4 separate regions of the Homo sapiens genome follow, and regions 2, 3 and 4 are each linked to region 1. A link is an interaction called in ENCODE POLR2A ChIA-PET data of the cell type or tissue named here. Cell type or tissue: OCI-LY7. All regions are shown on one strand. Links, peaks and the distances in the headings refer to the core of each region. The heading gives the core; the rest is flanking DNA.

What was found. Peaks named below come from ENCODE experiments on the same cell type or tissue, not always from the same donor. Only the 100,000 strongest peaks of a DNase experiment are listed, where the experiment ranks them.
Region 2: POLR2A ChIA-PET joins it to region 1 with 5 read pairs; 1 of 35 experiments calls an interaction of 5 or more read pairs at or near these places.
Region 3: POLR2A ChIA-PET joins it to region 1 with 5 read pairs; 2 of 35 experiments call an interaction of 5 or more read pairs at or near these places.
Region 4: POLR2A ChIA-PET joins it to region 1 with 9 read pairs; 1 of 35 experiments calls an interaction of 5 or more read pairs at or near these places.

The regions. Positions count from the first base shown.
Region 1 is chr1:182,925,420-182,931,394 of GRCh38, forward strand. SHCBP1L (SHC binding and spindle associated 1 like) reads right to left here. Exons shown (of 10, transcript NM_030933.4): 6 at 4,228-4,333. Among named protein-coding and RNA genes, the nearest start is that of SHCBP1L, 25 kb to the right of the region's middle. In OCI-LY7, for the core only: no CTCF peak of the experiment used is centred there; a DNase peak (open chromatin) is centred at 2,822; H3K4me3 peaks cover 2,229 bases; H3K27ac peaks cover 2,241 bases.
Region 2 is chr1:183,475,331-183,481,305 of GRCh38, forward strand. All of the region lies in intron 1 of SMG7 (SMG7 nonsense mediated mRNA decay factor), which reads left to right. Among named protein-coding and RNA genes, the nearest start is that of SMG7, 5.8 kb to the left of the region's middle. RefSeq lists an enhancer at 5,591-5,670. In OCI-LY7, for the core only: no CTCF peak of the experiment used is centred there; a DNase peak (open chromatin) is centred at 3,211; H3K4me3 peaks cover 4,897 bases; H3K27ac peaks cover 5,000 bases.
Region 3 is chr1:183,045,836-183,050,835 of GRCh38, forward strand. All of the region lies in intron 1 of LAMC1 (laminin subunit gamma 1), which reads left to right. Among named protein-coding and RNA genes, the nearest start is that of LAMC1, 25 kb to the left of the region's middle. In OCI-LY7, for the core only: no CTCF peak of the experiment used is centred there; a DNase peak (open chromatin) is centred at 3,036; H3K4me3 peaks cover 2,996 bases; H3K27ac peaks cover 3,243 bases.
Region 4 is chr1:182,824,888-182,830,862 of GRCh38, forward strand. It overlaps NPL (N-acetylneuraminate pyruvate lyase), which reads left to right. Exons shown (of 13, transcript NM_030769.3): 12 at 894-933; 13 at 3,837-5,497. The coding sequence ends at 4,021. Among named protein-coding and RNA genes, the nearest start is that of DHX9, 11 kb to the right of the region's middle. RefSeq lists an enhancer at 4,686-4,835. In OCI-LY7, for the core only: no CTCF peak of the experiment used is centred there; a DNase peak (open chromatin) is centred at 4,604; H3K4me3 peaks cover 820 bases; H3K27ac peaks cover 717 bases.

The DNA.
Region 1 (5,975 bases), core at 408-5,407:
CCATGGAAAGATGTTCAGCATCTTCAACATCATTAGTCATTAGTTAAATGAAAATCAAAACTACAATGAAATACCACTTCACATTCGCTAGGATCACTGTAATTTTAAAAATAAAAGAAAGAGAAAAAATAAATAATAAAAAAAGATAAAAGTTTTGGTGAGGACTGGAGAAATTGGAACTCTAATACTTTGCAGATGACAATGTGAAATGTTTCAGCCCCTGTGAAAAACAGTTTGGCAATTCCTCATAAAGTTGCACATATGACCCAGTAATTCTAGTCTTTGGTATATACCCCAAAGAATCGAAAACAAGTAGTCAGACAAACTCTTGCACACAGATGTTCACAGCCCCACTTTCCCCAATAGTCAAAAGGCAGAAACAACTCAGATATCCACCAACTGATGAATGTATAAGCAGATCATTGTATATACATACAAAAGGATATTATTCAGCCAGAAAAATGAATGAAGTACTGATAAATGCTACAATGTGGATGAACCTTATAAACATCATGCTAGATGAAAGAAGCCAGACATAAAGGTCAGATATTTTATGATTCCATTTATATGAAATATCCAGAATCATAAATCTACAGAGACAGCAGATTGTTGGTTGTCAGGAGGTGGGGGAAAGGGGAAATGGAGGTATGGGGTTCTGGTTTTGGGTAATGAAAATGGTTAGGAACCAGACAGATGTACACAGCATTGTGACCCTACTAAATGTCAATGAATATCACTTTAAAACAGTTAATTTTGCTATGTAAATTTCACCTCAAGTTTTTTAAGAAAGGAAAAAAGATACCAAAAAAAAGAAGGAATAACTGAGAGCACACTGTCTCTGAGGAGGCAGATGGCAACAGAATCAGTAGTACAGATGGAAGAAAACTGATTAAATTCTTCTTTGTACTTCGTATATTTTCAGACATGGTTATCACCTTCTGTAGCACTTCAGGAAAAATCTGGCAAAAATGATGGCTATATTATTGGGATATAAACTGCAAAATAGTAATAATAATATCAGTTGACATTTATTTATGTGCTAGGCATTTTGCTAAAAGATTTATATAAATTATTTCACTTAAGCCTAACACTCTATGGGACAGACTTCATTATTCTCTTTTACAGATGAGGAAATAAGAGAAACCATGTAATTTGTTTAATCTCATAGAAATATTAAGAAGCAAAACTGTGAATCAAATCCAGGTTTTTATGATCTTAAAGTCTATGTTCTCCAACATCACACTATACCGTCTCCAGATTGAAAGAAGGAAAAGCCTGTGATCAACAAGAGGATAAAGGCCTATGATACACAATGGGAATACCACTGTTTCTCCTAGATCTGGGAGAATGACTAATGTTTAACTTTAGTTCAGAAACTGAAACAAGTGGTAAACATTTATTGAGCATTTACTATGTGCTGGGCATTATTCTAAGCATATTACAAATATAAACTCATTTAATCTTTACAGCAACTCTATAAATATGAAACATAGGATTATTATCCCAATTTTACATATGAGAAACTAAACTACAGATGGGTTAAATAATTGGTTGAAAATCACCTAACTAGTAAGTGGCAAAACCAAGAATCCAGGCAATTTGTCTTTAGAGCCCATGCTCTTAACTAGCACTATATATATATATATATATATATATATATATATATATATATATATATATATATATATATATATACTCTCTCTCTCTCCTTTTAAAGCATTCTGCAAGTAAGGAAATTGAGGCTTAGAGGTTATGCGCTTTGCCTAAGATTGTTTATTAAGTGGTCTCAGGGTATTTGAACATTGGGTATCTAACTACAAAGTCCATGCCTTTCCACTGCACTGCTTGTAAAGATCACCAACATAAGATGATGGGCATGAATAAACTGCGTCTAAGGGGTGGGTATAGAGCAAGAATTCTCAGTCAAGAATCTTCAAAGATGAGGAAATTGTTAAAGCTTACATGCACAGCAGCCGGGCGCGGTGGCTCACGCCTGTAATCCCAGCACTTTGGGAGGCTGAGGAGGGCGGATCACGAGGTCAGGAGATCGAGACCATCCTGGCTAACGGGGTGAAACCCCGTCTCTACTAAAAATACAAAAAATTAGCCGGGCGTAGTGGCGGGCGCCTGTAGTCCCAGCTACTCGGGAGGCTGAGGCAGGAGAATGGCGTGAACCCGGGAGGCGGAGCTTGCAGTGAGGCGAGATCACGCCACTGCACTCCAGCCTGGGCGACAGAGCGAGACTCCGTCTCAAAAAAAAAAAAAAAAAAAGCTTATATGCACAGCTATACTACTATCAAGCTATATTTCATGAACCTCAAAAGTAAATCTAAAATCCAAGGTCTAAGTAAACTGGAAGCTGATGATACTTTCTCCTCACAGTAGTCTCCCTCTAATTATTCTGGCCTCCAAAGTTCAGGTATAATTACACAAATGAAAACAGAATTGCAAAGCACTGAACAAAAAAAATCATAGAAATTTCTGTCATATAAGAAAGTGAATAAAGCCAGGACCTATTTAAAAGTGAAAAGGAGAAGTAAAAATAAAAATGACAAAATAAAGCTGAGGATAAAAGCAAGATTTATACCTTTTTAAAAAGATGTTTTAAAAGGTGTTTATAAAGATGTTAGTGGAATAATCAACATGATTGAATAATATGCTCCAATAAGTAATTAAAAGGAAAATTAAATTTTGTTGAAAAGAATAAAAATTGGTAGAATAGCAGACAAGACTATCTAATATGCCAGCTTTATCTTTCATCACTCTCTTAGATGTTAACCACCAGCCTTGGTGGCCTTCTTTCGGTTCCTCATATATACTAACCTCTCTTGTTACATACACTAATTTATTCATTCACCAAAAATTGCTGGGCACCTACCATGTACCAAGCATCATGCTAGGTGACTGGATGAGTGGTAAATACTCTTTGCTCTCAAGAAGCTCACATACTAGTGAAAGAGACAGACATTAAATAGCCACAAAAGTGTTAAATGTAGTCATGATAAAGGAAAGTGTCAATAGGGAAAAATACAAGGTACTATAATTGTATACAGCAGTCTAATGTATTATGAAAGGTTGAGAAGGCCTTTTCCTGTGGAAATATTTAAATCAAGACCTGAAGGATGAACAGTGGCTCAGCAGGCAGAGGAAACAACACAGCTTATCCCAGGATGTAGGGTGAGTGAAGGAAAAAAGTGAGTGTGTATGAAAGTGATGAGAAATATGAACAAGATAACTCCCAGAAAATTGTTATTAGCAACCAAGTAGATGATGGTACCATTTATTGAAACAGAGAACTCCAGAATGAAAGCAAGTCAATGGGATAAGATTATGAAATTAATTGCAGACAATTAATTGATGTACTGGTGAGACAATTAAGTGGTCATAAGCAATAGGCAGTTGGACACATAGGTTTGGGGCTTAGAGCAAAAGTTTGGGCTATGCAAATACATTCTGGAAAAGTACCTGTATATATAAGTGAAGTTATGGGAGAAGATTAGCTAAATCACTTTGGGATAATATAGTGCATAAAAAAGACAAGTACCAAGCATTTAGAGGACATGAGAAAAAAAGTAACTAGAAAGAATGAAAACCTTGAAAGTATACTAACATAAAACAAGGAAAGAGATTATTTCAATGAGAGAGATTTGAAACGCTACTGAGAGGTCAAGTGAAATGAAAATATTTGCTCTTTGGCTCAGAACATTTGTTTGTTCTTGAGCTGGATAAATTTATATTCATCCTTCAGGATTCAGCTGAGTTATTTCTTCTATTCAGCATTTCCAGACTCCTAATTCTGTCTTATGTACCCATTCTACATGTACCGGGTACATATCCTTATCATAGCATTTATCATTCTGTGTCATAATTGTAACTGCCTATATACTTGTGTCCATATTTCCACCATGCTTGAAATTTTCAAATGTGTGAAGAAGGAAGACTGTGGGTCTGGATCAACATTTTGTCTCCCCTAAATGCAGTCTTTCTCACGTTTATGTCTCATCTTCACCAAGCAACTAACATAGTACCTGGCTACAAGGTTAGTACTCAGTAAATAGTTGTCACCATTTATTTATTTAGTATCTATTATATGGCAATAACTGAGCTGGAGGTAGTTGAGAAAATAAGGCATTAATGATTAGACAAGGACTCCACCCTCAGGGAGCTTCTTTTCCGATTATACACAGCTAATACTTAAATAACAAATAAGAATAGTTTATTTCTTACCATTTCAGTAGTCATCATTTTTGCTACAATATGTGTTATAGTCTTTCCAAATTCTCTTTTTCCTTTCCTACGCCTCAGAATTCTTGGAAAGAAAGGTCCATGAACTCTATAGTTGAAAATATTTAGTTATAATTAAATTAACATGAAAAAGACTGACCTTGTCCTTACTTGTAAATAAAAACTTGGTACTAAGCATCTTTGAGAAATGTTTTCATCAATTATAAGTTCCTTGAGAGCAATGAGCAACTTGAGAGCAATGTAATGATTCAGATCTTTTAGATCACTGCATGTTTAAATCCTTAAACTCTAAAATATTTTCATTTTAATTGATAGTACCTGGAAATCTGCATGCAACCCTCTGCAACCATTGCCTCAGCTACCTCAACCTTCCAATACAGTAGAAAAATTTCCGGGGTGTACTTTCATAATCCATTGAGTTGTAGACTCACACAAAGATGGGTTATGCCTGTGACAGGGAGGCATCAGAATATTTTCGAATATACATAATTTTAGATACTATGCTCAATTAATATATCGTTTTGTTTCAAAGGATATTATCTCCATAAAATAGTTGGCTGTTGGTCTCCCAGCAGAACTGTTCCAGCTTCTCTCTTAGTTGTTTTTATATTGTTTGCTATTCAGCACTTCTAATTAGTTCTTTCTCTTCTTCCTGCTTTTCTTTATGTTTCCTGTTCGTATCTCTATCATTTAAGTGTCTCCAACAGAAAGTCAGATAAAAAGTTTCAGTATAACTGTTGGCTTTTATCATTACTGTCAGCCAAAAGGGACACTCTTTTTCCAATAGATAAGGATTTACCAGTAATCTCTTTAGTGTAATCTTTTGCATTCTCTGCTGCACTTTGATTAGTGCTTTATGCTAAGAGGATGTGGCTTTAGTGTGTGTGTATATATATATATATATATATATATATATATATATATATATATACACATATATACATATATATATATTTTTTATTAAAGACAGGGTCTTGCCCTGGAGTATATGTGTGTGTGTGTGTGTGTGTGTGTGTGTGTGTGTGTGTGTGTGTGTGTGTATATATATATATATATATATGTATTTTTTTTTTTTTTTTTTTTTTTTATTAAAGACAGGGTCTTACCCTGGAGTGCAGTGGTGCAATTATGGCTTACTGCAGCCTTGACCTCCTGGGCTCAAGCAATCCTCCCACCTCAGCCTCCCCAGTAGCTAGGACTACAGGCATGTGCCACCTTGCCTGGCTTTTTTTTTTTTTTTTTTAAGAGGCAGGGTCTCATTACATTGCCCAAGCTGGTCTTGAACTCCTGGCCTCAAGCAGTCCTCCCACCTTGGCCTCCCCAAGTGCTAGGATTACAGGCATGAGCCTGGCCAGTACCAATATTTTTGAGCTGTATCTCAATTATTATATATTTTTGTAAAACTTATGATTTCAGGAAACTTTCTAATAATTTTCTATGCAAGTTATTAAAAACTGAATTTAAACATATAGCAGTATCCTCCAAAAGTTTCGTTAAACATTTCAAAATCAAACCCACTCAGCATTTTTATATCTATTTAAGCAAGTGGTCTTGATCTTGAGAAACAGGGAACCATTCATACACTTTTTTTTTTTGCTATATACCAGTTAATTAGCTGCTCCAAAAGTAAGACATCCTAAACATTCAGGAAACCACAGTAGTTTATCATGCTATCCTAGTTTTAAAATCAAAGGTATATATAGGTGTTTTTTAATCAGGTTTATTAAGGT
Region 2 (5,975 bases), core at 590-5,589, 550 kb after region 1:
AGACAGGGATGTACTGTTTTATCTGGACAAAGTGGTCGGGGAAATCCTATTTGATAAGGTGACCATATTTAAGAGGATCCTGAATATCATGTTCCATAATTTATAGTTAAAATGGGTAGACAATGGAGAATCTGAGATGATTTGCTAGAATTAATATGTTCACAGCTATGTGTTAGGAAAATGACTCTGTGTAATGTAGTGGTGGATAACAGAGAAAAGTAAGGTTGTTAGAGCCTGACATTAATTGGGGAGTGACTACTGCTTAGAAAAGGGGAAGACTTCAAAATTGGTCCTTTTTGTAAGGTTCTTTTCCTTACAAAAGATTCCCTTTGGGACTTTGGTCCTGAATAAGGTACTGGCAGTGGATCTAGAAAGTTATGAAAAACAAATTGGCAGAGTGGTGGTACTTTTAATGGGGAAGATCAGTGGACTTTGAGAGGCTTCTTGTTAATGTGCCTTATATTTTATAGCTTGACATGGTAGGGAAGACTTCCTTAGATGTGGAATCAATGATAGTTTGAGATGAACTTAGTTCTTTGAAGAAGGGAGAAAAAAAATGAATACAATGATATTTTTCAGCTAAAATTGAGCAGGCAAAATGGGGGAGGCATAGGTCCTGGGGTCCCTTAAAGATTCCTGGAGCCAGTCTTGTCTCAATCTTAGGCATTTGTCCTAAGTAAATTAAAACAAGTGTTAGAAGTCTGAGACCTAGGTGGTGGTTGTGGGAATCATAAAGGCTTGTGCCAGTCTGAATTTCCCTCCTCCTCTTTTAGATAATCATTCCATTTAAAGTCTGCAGTGGGGACACTAGAGAATGTCTTTAGGGAAGCATTATGTTCACGTTCTTTGAAAATAGAACTGTTGGTTTTTATAGACACTTCAGGGAGGATGCCGAGTATTGCTGAATGGATGTGGTTGGGGGGTGTAGCAATTGTTTTCGTGACCTTGACTTGAAGAATTTTCTTGCCTACCTTTGTCAGTGGTGGAAGATCATGACTGGGCAATTTTTAATCTCTATAGCTACAGATCCTGCCTCATGTAGATGAAAATTAGTTTTGTCTTGGCTGAATTTTAATTTGTTAGAGTAAATGAGCTGGGATGTCTGGCATTGAAATGGTGGGGTGGTGGGAAACCAAGGAGCAAGATGGCTGTTTCAGAAGGGTCAGAAATGAAGATAGGAGGCAAGAAGTCCCAGTAAGACCAATAAAGAGAGAATTCAACATCAAGGGAACTGAATTAGTCTCAAGTTATAAAAATAGAGCAGAGATGAAAGGAAGAAAACCTATCTTCTATGTGGGAAAGATGATGATATTCTGGGCAGGAAAGGATAATGAAATTTTTTGTTTGTTGAAAGGTAAGTATCTTTTTAATACACTGACAAGACTTCTAAGAGAATCAGTTAAGTTGAAAATACTTTGTTATGTTTTATAAAAATAAAAATATGATCTTAAATATGAGGGTTCTAGGCCGAATAACATTGGGAATTTATTACTCAAATTGAAGGAGAATTCAGAGTATTTTCTCTTTTGATTTATGACAGAATGAAAGATTTTAAAAGACTTTGACACCTCTGTTGAGTAAAAGAAAGGGTGTATTGAATACAATTCATTTGATGGGGGTAGGAGAAGGTTAGGATAGGCCGCAGGTGAGGTATAATATTATGCTTTAAAATAATGGCATTTTGAAAAAAAGAAAAGTGGAAATTAACATATCAAAGTTGGAAAAGCAGGAGTGGGGGAAGTATTAAAGTACCAGACAGAGAAGACATCAAAGTTGTTTTGGAAGATGAGAAAGTAGAATAATCATAGCTATAGGGAATACCAGTCAAACAGGTCAAATCCTGTTATAAAAGGTGGCACAGGTGCCACCGAATGACTTCTGCTGCCATTGTGGGAGCCACTGTTCATACTCTATGCTCCCTTCAACTTTCCTCCTTTTCTTCCTTCACTATTCTCTTTTGTCTCTAATTTCTTCCTATGCTGTGAGTGTTTCAGTGAGATCCACTTGAAGTGGATTCCTACTGTTAGACTCCTTTACAGGAAAGGTCCAGAAAGTATCTGTTTTGTTTTGTGTGTGTGTGTGTGTGTGTATGTGTGCATATGTGTATATATACATATATACATGTGTGCATATGTGTATATATGCATATATACACGTGTGTGCATATGTGTATATATGCATATATACATGTGTGTGCATATGTGTATATATGCATATATACGTGTGTGCATATGTGTATATATGCATATATACGTGTGTGCATATGTGTATATATGCATATATACGTGTGTGCATATGTGTATATATGCATATATACGTGTGTGCATATGTGTATATATGCATATATACGTGTGTGCATATGTGTATATATGCATATATACGTGTGTGCATGTGTATATATGCATATATACATGTGTGTGCATATGTGTGCATATATACATGTGTGTATGTGTGTATGTATACATATATGTATATGTGTCTATGCACATATGTGTGTATATATACATATATTTTTTGTATGATACATGTATAGTGAAGACGCTGCATCTCAGTGGCTCACTTGTCAGAAGTTTTGTTACTAATATAACAGCCACAGGGTTGTTTTCTAAGCCAGCAGAAAAATGGTTGTCATTTAAATAGGAAGTAAAATATCCAATATGGTATAAAATAAAAATGTATCACTATAAATCTTGAAACAGAGAGATAGTGGAGATAAGGCTGGATAAAGTAGCAAGCTAAGCCTTATCCTAGCCTGGGGAGAGGAACAGAGAAGATAGTGGGAGCATTGGGAGGAATATATAAATAGGATGGTCTCCAGGTTCTAGAAGAGTCTAGTAATGCTAGATCAGATAGTCACTGTATCCTGAAGCTTCTAGAAGTCTTAGAGCACATGCTGATTTTAGTCCATGTGGTCCACGAAGTCTTCTTCACCTGCCCCATCCCCTTCCTTTCCACCAGGTACATGCTTTACAGAATGTAAAGTAGCTTTTGTCCCGGAATATCAGCCAAAGGTGGTGACATTTTTTGAATGAATGACTGTCTCTTTAGGCTTATAAGTCTTTGTTATAACAGTGTTAATAGCTTATTACCTGCTTGGATATTGTCTGACTAAATTATTTTGGCAGTTAATTTCTGCTTCCCTTGTGGTTTCATTTGGATTCAAAATGTATACTTCCTGTCCTATCTTAGGTTTCATTTCTTTGCTTTCTAACAGCTGTGGTCTTCTGCCTTCATGGTAGAAGAAGCAATTGCTGAGTTTTATGTTGTTGTTTTTAATGGATGTGTTACAGTAAGATCTGGACCCACTAGTATTGCAAGTTTCATGAGGCAGTTTTGAGGTGGAGAGTGGTTCACACTTTAAAAGGGCTGGTGTGTTTTATACTTGAGAAAAATTGTTTCCTGCCTCCGGCTAGCCTTTCAAATTTTTGTATTAGTGTCATGAATGAGTGCCTGAAAGTTTAGATGGGTTAGTTTAATTGATCTTGTGTAGAGAATAAATTATAAAGCATACGTCTTGTAGATAGTGGATTATTCATCTGTTTGTAGGTATATTGGCAGATGGCCATTATATATTGCCATTAAAGTTTTGCAGTCAAGCCATATTTTAGTTTAGTTGCTGTATTGTTATGAATAGACTTATCAGCTGTCTGGGAAATTGTAACTAAGCATTTACAAGGAAATATAAGAGTGGAATTTTGGCAGGTATGTCACATGGTAAGTGACAGCTTGTAACCAGCTCTTTTTTTGTTAGTGTGTAAATGGAGCTGCTTAGGAACATTGTTTTTACTCTCCCTTAGACCCAGTTTTTAGTCAGTGGAAAGAGGAGGTGATTCTACTAATTGTCTAAGAAAATTTTAGGAATCTCAAGTAGACTATGTGGCAGCTTTGGGTTTTTTTCTTGTCTGTTTCATTTACAACAGGATTTCTCAACCTTGGCACTTATTGACGACTTGGTCCAGATAGTTCTTTGTTGTGGTGGGTTGTCTTGAGCATTGTAAGACGTTCAGCAGCATCCCTGGCCTCTATCCATTAAATGCCAGTATCTTCCCTTGCAATCGTGACAATAAAAAATGTCCACACATTGCCAGATGTCCCCTGGATTGTAAATTCACCCCCAGTTGAGAACCACTGATTTAGAAAATATATGTAGTAAAGATATATATGCACTGCATGGGTTCATTTTCTTGTTTTCTCCTCTAAGCCACAGATTGGATTTTCTTTTCAGTTTTCTTTTAGGTAGTAATAGGCTAGTTACCATAGGCAGACATTATCCATAAACATTTGTACATATTTTAATTTCTTAAATCTGTGTTCTTTTACTGGCAATTATTGAATACTTATTGTATAGAGCACAATTACCGGGGTTATGCCTTTGGCAAATTAAAAGAAAGACATTTAAGTAGCTATAATAGTAGGTCAAAGGTATTATGTAAGTATAGGCAAGAAGTTTATTCCAACAGAGGTGGAGATGGGGTGGAGAGGGTGTCTTTGAGGAGGTGAGATTTGGTTTGTACATTGAAAGATGGATGGGATTTTAATAAGTGGATATTGGGCAAATTGCCATTTCAGGCGGGAAGAACAACTCATGGCTCCTTTATTCCAAATAAGTTTTTTAAAAATTGATTCACTCACTTAATACATTGCATTAATTAGTATGCTGACCACATCTAAGTTTTTCTTAGATAAGGTAGGTTTATGGACAGAGAAGTGGTGATGTGGAAGTGGTAGTTCAAAGATTTGGTGGCTGCTGTAGGCCTCAAAAAGGGAAAAGGAATTTGGTCAGGCAGGATCCTACAGAATCCCTTCCTTTAACTGTACTCTTTAATGTTTACCATCCTTCAGGATCTTTTTTCACTTGTGTCGCTCTCTTCTTTTAAATTATTCCCTTTACCGATCTTACTTTCTGTGAACCAATCTCAATTTTCCTTTAAAAGGCCTTCCTGATCTGATTTTTCTTTTCAAGTTCTGTCCTTCTTTACCTTTGTTTTATGGCCAAGCGTTTCAAGTTTGCCCTAACCTATGTTTTTCCTTTAGTTACCATCTACTTTTCCTTAATCCCTTGCTATCAGTCCATTTTTTTCTGAGTACATTATTGAAATTACCATTTCCAAAGGTGCCAAAGACCTCACGGTGGCCAAATTCATTTACTGATTGTTTTCCTTTCCCTCAAACTCACACTTTTGTTTTCCTTCCTCTGTGTGTCCCCCTCTCTTGTATCTGTCCTTCTATCCATTCCACCAATAAACATTCAGTTTGGGCCATGCTATATCCCAGGTCCCTGGGGATAAAAAGAGACTGTGCCCTCAAGTAGTTTCACTGGGCATACAAGTAAGTACTCAATTACCAAATAGTTCATACTGGCAGTGGTATATACACAGAGGCTTTACAGGGTGTTCTGAGCTCTGTTGCGTTTAGCATCAAGATTTCATGATTCTAATTACATTGCCCATTCTTTTGAAAAATTCTTCCTACTGTTACCTTACCTGCATTTCTTCCTGCAAGCATCAAGAAGGAAGCATTGATCTGGGGCTTTAAGCACCATCTGCTACTTTCTGTGTGGGCTAACAACTTAACATTTCTGTGTCTTGATTTCTTTATTTGTAAAACGGAACATTGATCTCCTAAAATTGCTGTCAGTGTTAACAAAGGTTTACATGTGTTTAACAAATTCTGGTTCTTTTTCAGGTTCTTTACCACCTGTCCCCCTGCCAATTAATCTTTGCGTTGCTTCTATATTAATAGTCTTGAAAAAGTATTTGTATATGGCTTTCACTTCCTTAAACTCATTTATCTGGTATTGTTGGCCTTCCATAAAATGACCTGCACCTACCTCTGCCTCATGATATCTTCTTACTCCCTGATAGAAACCAACTGCCTTAGCCAGAGTAATCTCATTGTTTTCTAATCATGGCATATGCATTCCTGCTTAAATCTCTCTTCCCATGTCATTTCCCATGTGGGAAGTGCCACACTGT
Region 3 (5,000 bases), core at 1-5,000, 120 kb after region 1:
ATCATTTGGTGGTATAAAATTGTATCTTAGTGGTTTTATTTATAAAGGAGAGTATCTTTTCATGTGTTTATTGGTCTTTCATATTTCCTCTCCGCAAAATGTCTCATCATGTTTTCTTTCCCTTATTGATTTGTAGAATTCTTCATATATTCTTTATACTAATCCTTTGTCAGTTATGTGTTTTCCTTATCTTCCAGTGTGTCCAGTGTATAATTTGTCTTTTACATTTTTTCTGTGATATCTTTTGAACAAAATGTCTTAATTTTAATGCGATCACATTTGTGGGTACTTTTTCTGTTAGCCCTTTTGAGTCTTATGTAAGAAGTCTTTCCTTATATTTTCTTTTAAGGATCTTCTGAAGTTTTGCCTTTCTACATTTAAGTTTATCTGGAGTCGATTCATGTGCATTGTCTTTATCTGCTAGGACAATTTCCTTTCCAACTTATTCTTCTATTTTAGAAATATCTTAGCTATGTTTAGGCCTGTGCTTATCCATGTAAAATTTAGAATCAGGTTGTCAAGTTCCTCAGTAAGCTGTTTGCATCTCGATTGAAGTTGCATTGAGTTTGTGTATCCATTTGGATTGAATTGACATCTTTATTATTGATTTTTTTCTCCATGAACATGGTATAATTTATATCTTCTCTGTTTAACTCCAATAATATTTAATAGTTTTCTCCTCATGAGCCTTGCTCTTTTCCTGATGGATTTATTCCTAGATACATTTTATTTTTTATTGCTATTATAATTTTTTCTGAATTACACTTTCTAACTCTTTTGTCACTGGTATATAAAAATAAAACTTTTTTTGTGTGTGTTGACCTTATAACCACTTGCTTAATTGTTTTATTCTAATAATTTGTCTTTAGCTTCTATTGGGTTTATATGTAGGTAGTCATCATCTGTAATAATGACAGTTTTGTTTCTCCTTACCAAGCCTTAACTCTTTTACTTTTTTCTCTGTTGATTAGAACAATATACAGAATACATTTAAAAAAATTCCCCTTAAATATTATGCCTTTATAAAGCTCTGCTAATTTGATAGGTGAGATATGTTTTAAAGTTTATCTCTTTTATAATTATGAAGGCCATTCTTAATTCTGTTGCATAATATTTATTTCTGTAAGCTACCTCACTTTTTTTGTAAAGAGGTATGATACTAACAGTTTCTTTCAGCTTAGTTTTCAACTTCTTTTGCTGTAAGGCCATTTTAAGAAATGTTTTGGGTACAGGTTTCAGTTAATTAAAATAGCTCTAAAATATCAAATTAGGTAGTATACAGATATTATTCACCTTTTTGGTAAAATTAGCTACCAAATTAGTTGCTGTTCATACTGTTTGATGCAATAAGTGGTAATCTGGAAAATGGAAACATTTCTATTCATAAAATTCACTGGAGATTTGATTAATACATGTATTTCCCTAAAAAACAAAGCAAACTGAACCAGTGGTAACTCAAGGAAGCATTGATAGAGGGACTTGGGTTTTGTTTTGTTCTTCATAACTAAATCACTCAATTACAGAGTGTGATAAATTTCTCAAGCTTCTGAGATATTTTAGGTCAGTCTTTATATTTTTATATCAATTCTGTGGATCATGCATTTTAAGCTCTTTTGTCTCTTTCTCTTCAAAACTGTCTAACGCCCTCTGAAACCTTATTTATCATCTGAGAAAGGATTGCATTTAAAAGACTTGGAACAAAGAGTGTTGAATGTATGGGACCTTGTTAAAATGTTGTCTTGTAAAATGTGATAGATATGAGTCTTTTAAGTTTTGGGGATAGATAGACCCATGTGTAATTTGTCTGTAAACACTACAGAAGTAGTTCTCAAATGAGTGTGGTACTGTCCCCGTAGGGGTATTTAGTGGACAGGAGGGGATTGTGGGGAATTGGAGGGGATGGGAGACAGTCCCATACAACAAAGAATTGCCCAAATCCTGCCTAACTTTTGGATTTCTCACGGGACATTTGTGCTATTAAAAAACCTGATTATAAATACCTGAGCCTAGAACATAACTTTGTCTTTACACATAAACAGTTTTTTTCATAACTTTATTATATGTAATTTCCCATGAATACAACCACCATGTATATAAATATTTTTTTAGCTTACCGAGAGTTAGTTCACCAATTCGGAAGGCCCCATCTCTGCCAACGCTGCCTCTCATGATATTCAAGTTGCCCATACAACACATATGTAAATCAGTCTGCTTTTCTAGCAATCAGAGTGAATCTGTGTACCAATTTGTATATTCTTAGCCTCTTTTTTTCTAAAATATCAAATGTAAATAAAAGTGTTGATAGTAGCTGAAATTTTGAAATTTGCTTTCAACCATCTTTTCCTAAATGTGAATAGCTATTACTGTGTCTACCTTGTTTCTTCTTACGGAACAATGAAATCACTAAGAGTAAGTGAACATTTTACAAGGAAACATGCTGATAAAGTTGGCAGAGATACGTCATTGTCCCTCAGTGTAATTTGTTCTGACCTGTTATACCTACTTAGTTAAAATGTCCTCTTTATCTTAAAACATACAGGTAAATCTGCTGGTGCTACGTTTCCCAACAATGATTTTTATTGCAGTGTCCACCTATAGCTCTATCCTTTCATTTCCTGTATGCCTTGTACAGAATGACATCCAATTCTGTTTTTAAAAGTATAAACTTGTTATAAATAAGTACAAATGTCTGATAGCTTTGTTATACATTCTAGTATAGTAATCCCTGAGCTATTACCTATTAAAAGGCGTGTATTTCCTTTTAACTTCTGCTTTATGTTATAGTTAGAGCTACACACATGTACACCACCCACCCCACTTGTAAGTTATATATGTTGTAGATTATATAATTTATGAGTTTTATTTTGGGATGGTAAAGGAGAAGCATTTTAAAATATTTGTTATAGTATTGGGGACATGAGTGTCTGTTGGGCTTGAAAATCTTCACTTTACAGCACCTCATCCTCACACGTGTCTTTTAAATAGTCTTCTGCCCCTATATTCTCTCTCCCTTCCGCTCTGTTGTACACAGGAAGCCAAAGCCCTCTCGAAAATACCAGGTATCACTTCCTCCTATTCAGATTCTTAGCCAAGTTGTTACCTAGTATTAACATTGTGGTATATATATTGTCTCACCAACTGGAGATATGATGGCAGGGACTACATCTTGAATTTCTTCCTGTCTTTATTATTAATATAGTTCTTTGCATCTAATGTGTACTCCAGAAATGTTTGCTGATATTTCTAGTCTACTTTCCCACTCTTATAGAAGAAACTAAATTTGGAGCAAATTCTCCAAGTTTTCTTACTAAATCTTCATATTTGTTGTATACAACTGCTCTTTAAATAGTTCTCAGCAGAATCATCTTAATATTTTTCTTGGTAAAATGCCATCTATAGCATCCCCAGGTGTAGAGAAGACATACAGAAATGGAAAGACTTTAATACTGGTCTGATTGTAATTACAGTATTAGAATAAGTTGTGGCAGAAGTCTTTTTAAAAAATTGTATAATTGTGGTAAAAGAAATCTAATTTTTTAAGTTTATCTACAGAGGTTGTGTCAATACCATATTCTTGATTTATTTTCTTGTAACTATTTTCTCCAATTTTGAATTTAAGGTTTTTTTGTTTTTTTTTTTTGTTTTTGAGACGGAGTTTAGCTCTGTCGCCCAGGCTGAAGTGCAGTGGTGTGATCTCAGCTCACTGCAACCTCCGCTTCCCGGGTTCAAGCAATTCTCCTGCCTCAGCCTCCCGTGTAGCTGGGATTACAGGCATGTGCCACCATGCCCAGCTCATTTTTGTAATTTTAGTAGAGACGGGGTTTCACCATGTTGGCCAGGCTGGTCTGAAACTCCTGACCCCAAGTGATCCACCTGCCTTGGCCTCTGAGAGTGCTGGGATGACAGGCGTGAGCCACCATGCCAAGCCAAAAGTGTCTGTTTTCTTATCTCCTTAAATACCATACTCTCCCATTCTCACCAAACTAAAACAAAAAAAAAAAATCATTCTGGATTTTCTTCCTTTGTGTCAATTGTGTTCTTTATTTTTTAAACTGGGCATAATAGGAATAGTTTGGGCAGCATCAATAGTAAATCAAATCTGTAGTAGATACCATTTCACATGTGTTTCCGTGCATTATTTTTTTCAAATTCAGTCTCCTTGCATAATACACTTAGAATCTTATGTGCTAAAGATGTCGTTCCCACTCAAGGTAGTGTTATCTGCCAGTTGACCTTTATCAATCAGATTTCAAAGTTGGTGTTGGTTATATTGTGTACTCTCCATGTGAGCTTTTATTATGTTGTTTAGTCATCTTTTGAAAGATAGTGTTGTCTCTATTTAACCCTATCTCTTATTAGAAATTACTTCTACATTGTGACTGTTGTAATAGTTCTTTGATATATTTACCTCACTTTATCAATGTTTCTGCTTGTTTTCTCAGATTCTTTTTTTTTTTTTTTTTTTTGAGACAGAGTCTCACTCTCGCCCAGGCTGGAATGCAGTGGCGTGATCTCGGCTCACTGCAAGCGCCACCTCCCAGGTTCACGCCATTCTCCTGCCTCAGCCTCCCAAGTAGCTGGGACTACAGGCACCCGCTACCATGCCTGGCTAATTTTTTTGTATTTTTAGTAGAGAAGGGGTTTCACCACGTTAGCCAGGATGGTCTCGATCTCCTGACCTCGTGATCTGCCCGCCTCGGCCTCCCAAAGTGCTGGGATTACAGGCGTGAGCCACCGTGCCTGGCCTCTCAGATTCTTAAAGATAGAATCACTGGGCCAGGCTCGGTGGCTCACGCCTGTAATCCCAGCACTTTGGGAGGCTGAGGCTGGTGGATCACATGAGGTCAGGAGTTCGAGACCAGCCTGACCAACATGGTGAAACCCCGTCTCTACTAAAAATACAAAATTAGCTGAGTCTGGTGGTGCATGCCTGTTATCTCAGGTACCTGGGAGGCTGAGGCAGGAGAATCGCTTGAACCTGGGAGGTGGAGGTTGCAATG
Region 4 (5,975 bases), core at 1-5,000, 100 kb before region 1:
AATGCTAGGATAAGTTGAGGTTCAGCATCAATACTATTTTTGTTTTTAGAGAAGTAAGTGCTACAAAACTGTGTTCATGTAAGTTAGATAATAATGGAAGGAATTTTGTTATAGCAGTGTCACCCAGTTCTTTGAACATTTTTTGAGTCATATGCCAAAATCACAGAATGCTTTAATGATTTTCAGCTGAAACCTGAGTAGCAGTGTAGAAAGGAAATCATTGAAAAACCTCTGATTTTTGAGAGGACTTATTACCTATTAATTAGAAGAATCACTGTCCCTCTCTTTATCAATACCAATACTGATATTTTGATTTGTATCCCAAGGCAGTGATATAGAAGGCTGTCTTTATTTTTTTTCAAAAGTAGAAAAGACTGTGCAAGGGGAAACAGAAAAGAACAACCTGCACCTCCATTTCATGCAGATTCTTATGCTGATCAATTTTAGAAAACAGCACTTATGGAAGTTGAGGATCTAGAAATTGATTCCCATAAATCTTAGCCTTAGCCATGTGCTCCTTAGGCATCCTGGAAGGTGCCCCAGAGCTTATATGCACCTGAGTTTGAAAACCACTGCACTAGCTGATAAGTTTACCTATGTAAGCCAGATGGATAAGGGGTGTGATTCCCATCTTTACTCTCTTGTAGAATTCCATCATTGAAGCTTCTTTTCTGCACGGGCCCATTTTGTAAAGCCTACATGTATGAAAAGATCTTACCTTAGCCTGGATGGATCCCAGCCATCTTCACTTGGCTATTTTTCTCCACTCTGACAGACCTTCAGTAAATGAAGGTGTGCAGACTTTTTAGGGTTTCTGTAATTTGACTTCTACATTATTTACATTGTTTACACAGTTCAATAATACTAACTATAGATATGTTGTTCTTTTCTAGTTTTGTATCCAGAGATTTATCAACTTTGTTGTCAAACTAGGTAAGTGCCACCCATCTTCTGCTTTGTCTGCTGCTGGAGACTGTAAAGAAAATGGAATACCATCACTTTCTCTGAGGGTTCAACAAGAACACTTTTTAATGGTCTGTTGCAAGCAGAGTTCTGTTTCCCTTATTAACCCTCGGGGCCAACCATATAAAACTGTGAAGTAAACCTAGTTGGAAAATCTTTGGCAACCTTCTCCATTTTAGCACATGCCTACCCCATTTTCCATTCTTTCTCTCCTAAACCATCAGCACTCCCTCCCTTTACTTGCTTCAGCTCATTAAAATTCTACTACTGCATTGAGGTTGATTTCAGCCTAAGTGCTTGGAGGAAGGCAGTCTAAATACAGATTTTACTAAATTGTGAATGACTGACAGCTCTCCCAAGAGTATTTACAATTTAAACAGAGTTTATTAACACAAGTAAGCCTAAATGGATGGAGGTTTGGATAATATGACAAAGTAAAATTGGGGAGCAGTCGTGGGGAGAAATACAGTGAATTTGAGTAGAGAAACCGCTCCAGAGTCTCTTAAATCTTCTATAACAAATGACAAATGCCACTATCCACTCTTCTGCAAGAGATTGGCCCTTGGGCCAATTGAATCTGCGTTAATGCAGGAAAATTTTTAAGTTTATTTTTGGTAGACCTCCCTGCTCCCTGTCAGAGTCCTGCATAATTCTGACAACTCCTCCCTCTCCCCCAAGCACCTCTTCTGTGTTATGCCCCTCATTCTTGCAGGGTTCTCAACCCACTCTCTTACTCCTTCAAGGACGTTTCTGTTTGTTTTTCCACTTTCGTGATTTTTGCACATTTGTGTGCTGCCAGTGCTATGAACTACCTATTATTGTTCCATTTTTCTAAGCAATGGTTTCACAAAATTGTGGGTTTGGTGTGATAATTATTATGTTCCTAAAATACATTAAAATAGGTATTGAACTGTTAAAATTTTAGACAAACTAAAAGCTTGATGTGTGTAGTAGTCCCCCCTTATCTCAGGGGGATATGTTCCAAGATGACCAGTGGATGCCTGAAATTGCAGATAATACGAAACCCTATATATACTATGTTTTTTCCTGTACATGCATACCTATGGTAAAGTTTAATTTATAAATTAGGCATAGTAAGAGATAAACAGTAACTAATAATAAAATAGAACAATTATAACAATATACTGCAATAAAAGTTATATAACTATGGTCAGTCTCTCTGTCTGTCTCTCAAAATACCTTATTATTTTTGGACTGCAGTTGACCACAGGTAACTGAAACCATGGAAAGTGAAACTGCAGACAAGGGAGACCTACTGTATATTCGATCATGCTAATATTTTCCCTCCCAATGCTCAGTTTTTACTGCAACTAAGTTAACTTAGCAAAAGAAAGTTAGTTCTTCTATCTTGAATCTGAACGCAATAGCCAGCTAAGAAAACAAATTACAGACATTTTAGAAGATGGGGATTGGGGATTATGATGGATAATTATTAGTTATGCTTTTTACATATTAACAGTGTACCTGATCTTCCATTTGCCTCTCCAATCTGAAGGCTTTGTCTTTCTTTAGTTCTGAAAAAATTCTCTGTTATCTGTAAAGAATGTTTTGACTACATTTACTCAAATCTCTCATTCTGAAAGTCTATTAGTTGTATTTTGGATTTTCTCAATCTGTATCTCAATTTTAAAAAACATTTAACATATCTTTCTATGCTGTATTCTGGATTATTTCCTTAGATCTACCTTGAAAATCACTAATTCTTTCTTTAGCTATGTTTTTACTGTTTGATTTCCCTAAATATATATATTTTTTTCAGTATTTCTTGTTGTTTTATACTCTACTGTTCTTTACTTCTCTTAGCCTATGGCTTCTATTCCTTCTTTTATCTCTGAGAAGTCTCTTTCAGAATTTTCTGTCATCTACTCTCAGGATGTAAGTTTTGTCATTTTTGAATGTGCTGGTTCTCCTGCTGCTGCTTTTCCTCATGGGTTTTGTAATTTTTAGCTTTGAGCTCATGTTCAGAGACTGTTGTTTTCTGGGTAACCCATTGAACATTAGGTTGTAAGGTGCCCTATCAAGTGAGTTTACATTTGCCTCTGCTAGGACACTGTAGTTCCACCAGTTCTAACCAGTCTTTCGGTTAATTTTTTAGTATAGTACCTATACTAAGTGTGTGACATACATTGAGATCCACCATTCACCTTTGGCTCAGGCTTGAGATTTCTTTCATGAGATCTGTTTCCATCCACAAGCCTAGTAGAAGTCAAGCTTTCTTCTTTATCCCCAGACCAGTGGGCTGGGTTTTTTTCTATTGCTTTTTACAGAAGGCTGACTACCAGTTTTACATAGGTAGTTTAATTCCAGCTTCTCACCATGCATAGATCTAAGGCTTCATTTTCCATTCCCATCCCAGCCGTATAACACCAGCATGAAAACAGCAGCGTTGAGTCATAAGCCACCTTAAGTACTGCATTTCTTAGGGACTTCCTAAATAAGCTTAAACTAAATTTCATGCTGGCAATAAAGTCCTACCTCCTTTGATCAACAATAGTATATTCCTAAATCAGATTATCCTCAAGGGCTGTTTGGCATCAGCTTCTCCTCACCCTTCTGACCTCTTTATTCCTGACACCTTTGGCTTCTCCTTCTTGGGTTTAAGATTAACCTTGAGTCTTTGTTTTCTTTTACTGTGATCAACTTTTAAAATTTTCCAGCGTTCTGTGTTTGAAGCAGGAAGAGGGATTTCGAATGATTGCTCATCTGTCATATTGACTAGAAATGTTCCCATCTTTTGTTTTAATCTTACCCTGTTGTAGTAGTTGCTGTTAGCATATGATCTCCTTCTTTGGGATTTTTGTGGAGAGATAGACGGTACCAGTCATGTTTCCTCATTTGTTTTTCCCGTCTAGGTTTTGGAGTGTCACAGACCAAAGCCATCATGACTCTGGTCTCTGGGATTCCAATGGGCCCACCCCGGCTTCCACTGCAGAAAGCCTCCAGGGAGTTTACTGATAGTGCTGAAGCTAAACTGAAGAGCCTGGATTTCCTTTCTTTCACTGATTTAAAGGATGGAAACTTGGAAGCTGGTAGCTAGTGCCTCTCTATCAAATCAGGGTTTGCACCTTGAGACATAATCTACCTTAAATAGTGCATTTTTTTCTCAGGGAATTTTAGATGAACTTGAATAAACTCTCCTAGCAAATGAAATCTCACAATAAGCATTGAGGTACCTTTTGTGAGCCTTAAAAAGTCTTATTTTGTGAAGGGGCAAAAACTCTAGGAGTCACAACTCTCAGTCATTCATTTCACAGATTTTTTTGTGGAGAAATTTCTGTTTATATGGATGAAATGGAATCAAGAGGAAAATTGTAATTGATTAATTCCATCTGTCTTTAGGAGCTCTCATTATCTCGGTCTCTGGTTCCTAATCCTATTTTAAAGTTGTCTAATTTTAAACCACTATAATATGTCTTCATTTTAATAAATATTCATTTGGAATCTAGGAAAACTCTGAGCTACTGCATTTAGGCAGGCACTTTAATACCAAACTGTAACATGTCTCAACTGTATACAACTCAAAATACACCAGCTCATTTGGCTGCTCAGTCTAACTCTAGAATGGATGCTTTTGAATTCATTTCGATGTCACCACTTTTCGCTCTTTAAAAACACTGGGTCAGGTGAGGACTTGTTTCAGTTCCTATAACTAAGTAAAGGGCGGCTTTCTCATAACAAAGGAAAAAGTCTTCCCCAAAGATGAATTTAAGTCTCCACTTTTTTCTATACAGAAAACTCAAAACTCAAAGTTTCAAAGAACCAAAGGACTCTTCCTCTGGGCACCACAAACTTCCCCTTCCTCCACTGAGAAGACTGTCTCTCCCGCAGGACCCTGAATTATTGAAATCGAAGGCTGACTTCCTTTCTGCAGTGAGCCCAGGGGCTAATGTTATTATCCTGTCACACTTGCAACTAGTGACTTTTGTTTAGTGATAGAAGATTTGGGGAGGACCCAAAGGACTCAGAACTTTCTCTCCATACCTCCTTTTACTCTTTTCTTTCTGTGTAATGTATCAACAACTGTTTAATCTCCCTTCTAACAAACCTTGATATAAGCTTTCTGATATCAAAGTATATTGACAGTTAACCCTTACTGATTTTAAACTTGACTATCCAGTCTGTTAATTACCTAAGATTTTGTTTTCATTTCATCTCTAATTGTTTTGATCATTGGCAGAGAAAGAGTATTTGAAATTCATATCAGTTTTGCTCCTTATTTTAATCTCTTTGAATTAAAAATAAAACTTTTTCAAAATGGAAATTTGAAATTATAAGTAGACTTCAATTATCTTTGCTAATCCTCTCTTTAATTAGTCAGCTAGTTAAAAGTTGTTATATTCATATATCCTCAACCCTCTTTTTGCCTTTGTAGCTTTTAATTTCCTGAAAGAAGAAAATGAGTTGTTCGTTTTTGGTTCTGAGGATGTGATATCCGTACTTACTGATACTAAAGCCAAATTTAAATTCTAAAATTAATTCTTGGGTATCCAATAAACAAAGAACTATTTTTCTATTTTTGCTTTTGTGAAGTCAATGCTTAGAGGATTTTTAAGATGGTGAGTGAGCTTTTGTGAACATAAAGAGAAATATGATTTTAAAATGACCAGGTCTGAGTTTAGCTCTGTTAACATCCAGTAGCTTAGAAATGAATATCATGGCCGGGTGCCGTGGCTCATGCCTGTAATACCAGCACTTTGGGAGGCCGAGGCAGGCAGATCACGAGGTCACGAGATCGAGACCAGCCTGACCAACATGGTGAAACCCATCTCTACTAAAAATACAAAAATTAGCTGGGTGTAGTGGCGCACGCCTGTAGTCCCAGCTACTCAGGAGGCTGAGGCAGGAGAATCGCTTGAGCCCGGGAAGCGGAGGTTGCAGTGAGCCAAGATCGCACCACTGCACTCTAGCCTGGTGACGGAGCGAGACTCTGTCTCAAAAAAAAAAAAAAAAAAAAAAAAAAGAAGAGAAAAGAAATGAATATCATATAGCAG